Linked DNA regions of Homo sapiens: region 1 is linked to region 2. Evidence: chromatin loops called from intact Hi-C (ENCODE). Cell type or tissue: transverse colon. All regions are shown on one strand. Links, peaks and the distances in the headings refer to the core of each region. The heading gives the core; the rest is flanking DNA.

What was found. Hi-C counts contacts between places; a loop is a spot of excess contacts. Peaks named below come from ENCODE experiments on the same cell type or tissue, not always from the same donor. Only the 100,000 strongest peaks of a DNase experiment are listed, where the experiment ranks them.
Region 1: a loop joins it to region 2, with 13 times the contacts of the local background. A loop is called at or near these places in 2 of 110 quality-filtered maps.

The regions. Positions count from the first base shown.
Region 1 is chr15:92,623,698-92,626,504 of GRCh38, reverse strand. All of the region lies in intron 2 of FAM174B (family with sequence similarity 174 member B), which reads left to right. LOC124903559 (a long non-coding RNA gene) reads right to left here. Exons shown (of 3, transcript XR_007064768.1): 1 at 2,742-2,807; 2 at 2,087-2,220. Among named protein-coding and RNA genes, the nearest start is that of FAM174B, 31 kb to the left of the region's middle. In transverse colon, for the core only: no CTCF peak of the experiment used is centred there; a DNase peak (open chromatin) is centred at 1,634; H3K27ac peaks cover 1,611 bases.
Region 2 is chr15:92,924,647-92,927,393 of GRCh38, reverse strand. CHD2 (chromodomain helicase DNA binding protein 2) reads right to left here. Exons shown (of 39, transcript NM_001271.4): 4 at 64-150. Among named protein-coding and RNA genes, the nearest start is that of MIR3175, 22 kb to the right of the region's middle. In transverse colon, for the core only: no CTCF peak of the experiment used is centred there; a DNase peak (open chromatin) is centred at 1,783; H3K27ac peaks cover 2,051 bases.

The DNA of each region.
Region 1 (2,807 bases), core at 241-2,740, 300 kb after region 2:
TCATGATTCATGACTTTGATGTCTCTTAAAAAATATTATTTTTAAACTTTTTGTTTATTGCAGTTATTTTTAAAAGATACTGATTTTTTTAAAAAAAATCCAGCAACTGGCTGGGTGCGGTGGCACGCGCCTATAATCCAGCACTTTGGGAGGCCGAGGCGGGCGGATCACGAGGTCAGGAGATCGAGACCATCCTGGCTAACACGGTGAAACCCTGTCTCTACTGAAAATACAAAAAATTAGCCGGGCACGGTGGCTGGCGCCTGTAGTCCCAGCTACTTGGGAGGCTGAGGCAGGAGAATGGCGCGAACCCAGGAGGCAGAGATTGCAGTGAGCCAAGATCGCGCCAGTGCACTCCGGCCTGGTCTCAAAAAAAAAAAAAAAAAAAAATCCAGCAACCTTGCTAAACTTTTATTAATTCTTGTAGGATAAATGTGGAATCTTTGGGTTTTCTGTGTAGATACGTCATCTGGGACTAAGAAGAGTCCCTGTCCCTGCTCCCAAGTCCTTAAACGTTTTATCTCTTCTTTTGCTTTGCTTTTGCCTTTTCTGCTTCCCTTCCTTGAGAAGTTTGTGCTGTTTGTGGTTGAAATAAAATCAGAATGTGAGTGAACTTGGAAGTGAGTCATTAGACACAAGCCCACTGCAGTCCTCAGGCCTAAAGATGACTGACTGTTCGGAAAGACTAAGTAGTGCTGGCTTTTCTTATTACAGAGGTAATGTTAAGCTGTAGAAAATACAGATAATAAACAGGAAAGACACAGTTACTTGTCATCTCACTACTTAACAGTAACCACTAGAGTGTGTGAGTATATAGATGTGAAACTTTGTTTTTTATAGAAATAAGACTGTATTATACATGCTGTTTTGGCACGTTTTTCTACCCAAACAATGAATCATGAGCAACTTTTCAGGCCAATAGGTGTGAAAGAACAAAGAGTTTCAGACGTTGCATGTTTGGTTTAGTGTTTTTGTGAACTTCTTTGTCTGCACATGGCTAATCTGTTCACAGGTACTTGTTTTTCCCATTTAGACATAACTCAACCAAATGTTTCAGTTCTCTCTAGGAAACAGACTACATTTAAATCAGATGAATCATGGCTTTGGGTTATTTTGTGATTGGGTGGAAAGAGGAAAATCATGTTTTTGGCACCAGGGCAGTAAGGCAGAGTAACCTGCTTCTTATTTCCCAGGTAACTCTCTGGTAACATCTTGTGACTTAGAGCCTGTGCCTATCAGACAGGCTTTTTTTTCTCGAAGTTTTCAGCCAGGTAGGAAATGAAGGAGGAAGAATACAGGCAGGGTAGGAGATAAGACCTTGAGTGCGTAGGGCCAGAGTTTGGGGAGGGAGGGAGGGAGTTCTATAGAAATGAATCTCTAACTCTGTACTTAAAAAGACTAATTAGAAAGAAGAAATGATAGCTAACCAGAGTACAAGAGTGCCCTGGGGTTTTGAAATGGTTCTTTCAAGAGGCGTTTGGGTTTCGGCTGCATGTGTTTTGAGCTTTGTTGCCTAGTGTGCAGTTGTGTGGATGCTCTGGGCCTCTTTGCATTCCCGGTTTATTACAGAAGACTTTGTTACACCCTCTAGGCGTCCTCCAGGAAGAGACAGATGTGGGCTTTTCCTCCCGTGTGTGTGGCAGGCGGCCCGGCAGCTGTGACAGGCGCAGCCCAAAGGCACACTGCTGGGAGAACGCGCTGCTCCTGCCAGCCCTGCCTCCCCACCAAGAGGGAGGTCCCTGTCCCGGCTTCTTATGTGTGGAAAGGATGTGGCCCCGTGGGGGTGTGGACGTTCATTCTAGAAATCCCTGCTTCCCACCCTCTTGTGGGTAGGGCTTCCTTTGGGAGTATAATTAGAAACCCACGAGATTTCCACTGTAATGCTGCGGGCTTTGGCTGGTGTCTTGTCTTGGAAACAAAGGGCATTTTTGTGCAGTTTGCAGCATGAGGCCTCTGCAGGGTAGGCAGGGAGTATGGGAAAACAGACCTGGCTTGCTACCCGGGAGCTCTGAGTCCCCATGGACGCCCTCATGGCAGTTGCTAAGCACACTCAAGGCAGTGACTTCTTGGAGCTGCTTCTACTTACTGAGGACCTCTGAATGGCCAGGCACCCCAGGCTTCCTCGTGGTCTTCTGAGGGCGAACTGTTAGGAGCATCGGCAGATGGACAGCTGCCTGGGCGGTGGGTATAGAAACAATGGGCATCATTAGCTTCCAAGGCCTGGAAGGAACCAGAGAGGAGCCGGTGACCTGCAGGGTAACTGTATCTGAAACAGCATCAGAAGCCATCCCCAGACCAGTGTGAATAAACCTCTGCCAGTCCTCTTCCTTGCAGAATGCAGAGGATATGTGTTAAAAATGGGCATCTCATGGAGAATTTTTGTTTCTTTGGAAAGCAATATTGGCAGCCTGCGGGCAATTTTCATTTAGGGTGTCTCACTCAAAGCCAGGGCACCTTAAAAATTCTTGTGTCTATGTCTATGAGGATGGAGCCTACGTGAACAGGAATCTGATCAAATAAACAAAAAGGAAAGAGAAAGAAAGAAAAAGAAAAGAGGGAAGGAAGGAAGGAAAGATGAACAACACAAATCATCCTAAGTATCAATGCTTTTGCAAAAGCAAGCCATGTTTTTCAGATGTTCTTTTCTTGTGTGTCCCTGGATGGAAGCAGTAGAACTGCCAGGGGCTTCCCTGTCACGTGGTGGTGGTGTCCACACGTTTCTCTGTCTCAGACATACTCACAGACAGGCCAGGCCTCCTCCCTCCGGCTTCTCCGTCGTTCACTCATAAGGCCACTGCGTCCTCTTC
Region 2 (2,747 bases), core at 248-2,747:
GTCAGAAAGAATGAAGTAAGATAGGGAGTTTAAATGCATGCCCTTAAAACATTTTTTCCTTACCTCTTCCTTAATATTAAATCGCGATGGTTCTTGTCTGCTTCGGTTTGACCGCCTGACCCCATAAACATCAGGATATTCTTCCCACATCTGTAAAATTAAGAGACCACGCATTAATCTTTTTTCTTGACCCCCATTATTATTATCAAACGTTTATTGCAATTGAAGAGAATTCAAGTAACCAAGTATCAAAAGGGTTGTTTTGCTAGTTCTATTTATGAGACAATAAAGCGCCATTTTTTTTAAAATAGGCATATTATCCTAGGAAATATTAGTTTAACAATGTCTTCATTACTTAACAGCTATAAATCTATATGGTACACCGCTTACCCATCATTAAAATATACAGCTGAATAATACAGAAAGGTAAGACAGCGGCTGCTTCCACTAAAGACAAAGTATTTACTGATACATTTTAAATTCCCTACTGCTTTGAGTTTCAGTCTTGACTGCACTAACCCACACCTGTGAAACTGAAAATACAAGCGGCAAAGCCCCCATTAAGTCTAATTAAGTAAGAATCAGGAATTTGTATTTTTCTTTAAGTTCCTCAGGTCATGTAACATCCCAGATAAACGCAGATGAGGCATTGCTAACACTTAGCTAGAAGTTCTCAGAATGAGAACCACTGCCACCCTTTCTCTAACACATCTATTTTTTATTCTGTAGCAGTAATTAGCCCTTTGCCTTTAAGACCTGATTTTTGTAGACCTGTAACAACCTTTAAGACCTGTAACAATCCTCACCAGTGATTTAAAAAGTTTAAAAGACAGATTAGTTGAGGAGAAAAATCATTTTCACTTTCTTCCCCAGAGATAACTACTACTAAGTATATTCTGTATTCTTTTAACAGAATCACACATAAGCAAAAGGAATTTGAATGGATTGTGGAACACTGACATGAAAAGGTGTAACAGAAATTAAGCAAGTAGCAAAAGCTGAGATGAGAAATATGGGTTATCAAATTACAGGTGACAGCTAACGTCATGAGAATATTTGGAAAAGTAAGGTTCAGAACATGCACAAAAGAAGCCACTAGCTGAGACTTGTGAAATGTTTGTATTTAAAAGTGTAGGGCCAGGCATGTAATCCCACCACCCTGGGAGGTCCAGGCAGAAGAATGGCTTGAGTTCAGGAGCTCAAGATCAGCCTGGGCTACGTAGGGAGATCCTGTCTCTACAACAAAATTTAAAAATTAGACAGGTGTGTCAATACGTGCCTGTAGTCCCAGCTACTTGGGAGGCTGAGGTGGGAGGATCACTTGAACCCAGAAGATCAAGGCTGCAGTGAGCTGTGATTGCACCACTGCACTCCAGCCTGGGGGACAGAGCAAGACCCTGTCTCATCTTTATGAAAAATGATCCAACAATGTCACTAAGAAAGGACATTATCAACAATGACTTTAACAACAACAACAACAACATAAAAATGATGAAGTAAGCTGAAGAAAATCAAGGCTTCAAAAGAAAAGATGGCCCAGAATAGGCATTTTACAACTAGAATCCAATGTAATCACATAACCCAAAGTCCACAGATTCTGTAACGGCCTTAGCATCACCTTGGAGTTAAAGGACAAAAGGTCCAAACAGAAGGAGTTAGGAATAACCAAATGGTAGGAAATATAGGTAGAGGCAGTAAACATAAAACACTCTGAAAAAACCTGGCAGAGAAAGGAAGGAGGGAAAGTGCGCTTTACTCTAGCCTGTCTATCCATGCCCACACCTGGCCCTCTGCTAGAGCTATGAAAGTTTTTACTCAACACAGGTTTTTATGGAGCCCTTATTAACTGGGAGGGCAAAATCATTTCAGTGTTACTACATCAACTAGTTTTATCACTTCAAGATACCAGCCAGGCATTCTAGCTCAACTATTATGACTTTATTACAGCATATATTATAATGTTTACATCCTAAAATTATCTTGTGTTCTTATTTGTCCTTTTGAGAGCCGATATCTAAGTCAACTCCTCCATGAAAAATCTACTATGTGGAGTTACTCACTACTGAGTACTCTTACATGAGTAATAAGCTTTTGGAGGGGGACAGAGAGCTACCATGTGAAAAGGAGGTGTACATAGAAAACCAAGAGCCTTCCTTAGAAGTTCTCATTTTAGGATAATGATTATCAAAGGCACAGTGCAATCATTCTGACTGGCTTGTAGGTCCATCCAACCTATAACTACATATTATTAACTTTCCGGAACTGCTCACTTTAACCTTAAAAATATATTTTAGGCTGGGCATGGTGGCTCAGGTCTATAATCCCAGCACTTTGGGAGGCCGAGGCAGGTGGATCACCTGAGGTCAGAAGTTCAAGACCAGAATGGCCAACATGATGAAACCCAGTCTCCGCTAAAAATACAAAAATTAGCTGGGCGTGGTGGCAGACACCTGTAATCTCAACTACTTGGGTGACTGAGGCAGGAGAATCACTTGAACCTGGGAGGCGGAGATTGCAGTGAGCCAAGATCGTGCCACTGCGCACTCCAGGCTGGGCAACAGAGCAAGACTCTGTTGCAAAAATAAATAAATAAAGTTAAAAACCAAGCGTATAAAAATTTGTCTTTCCTCCCTATAATTGGATGGTTCAGGTCATTTATTTTCCTTAATAGAGCAGAAAGAAGTCTTCATTTGTATCCTCAGATATACTACTGTATATTACTAGAAAAAATGGCTGTAGGTTTCATC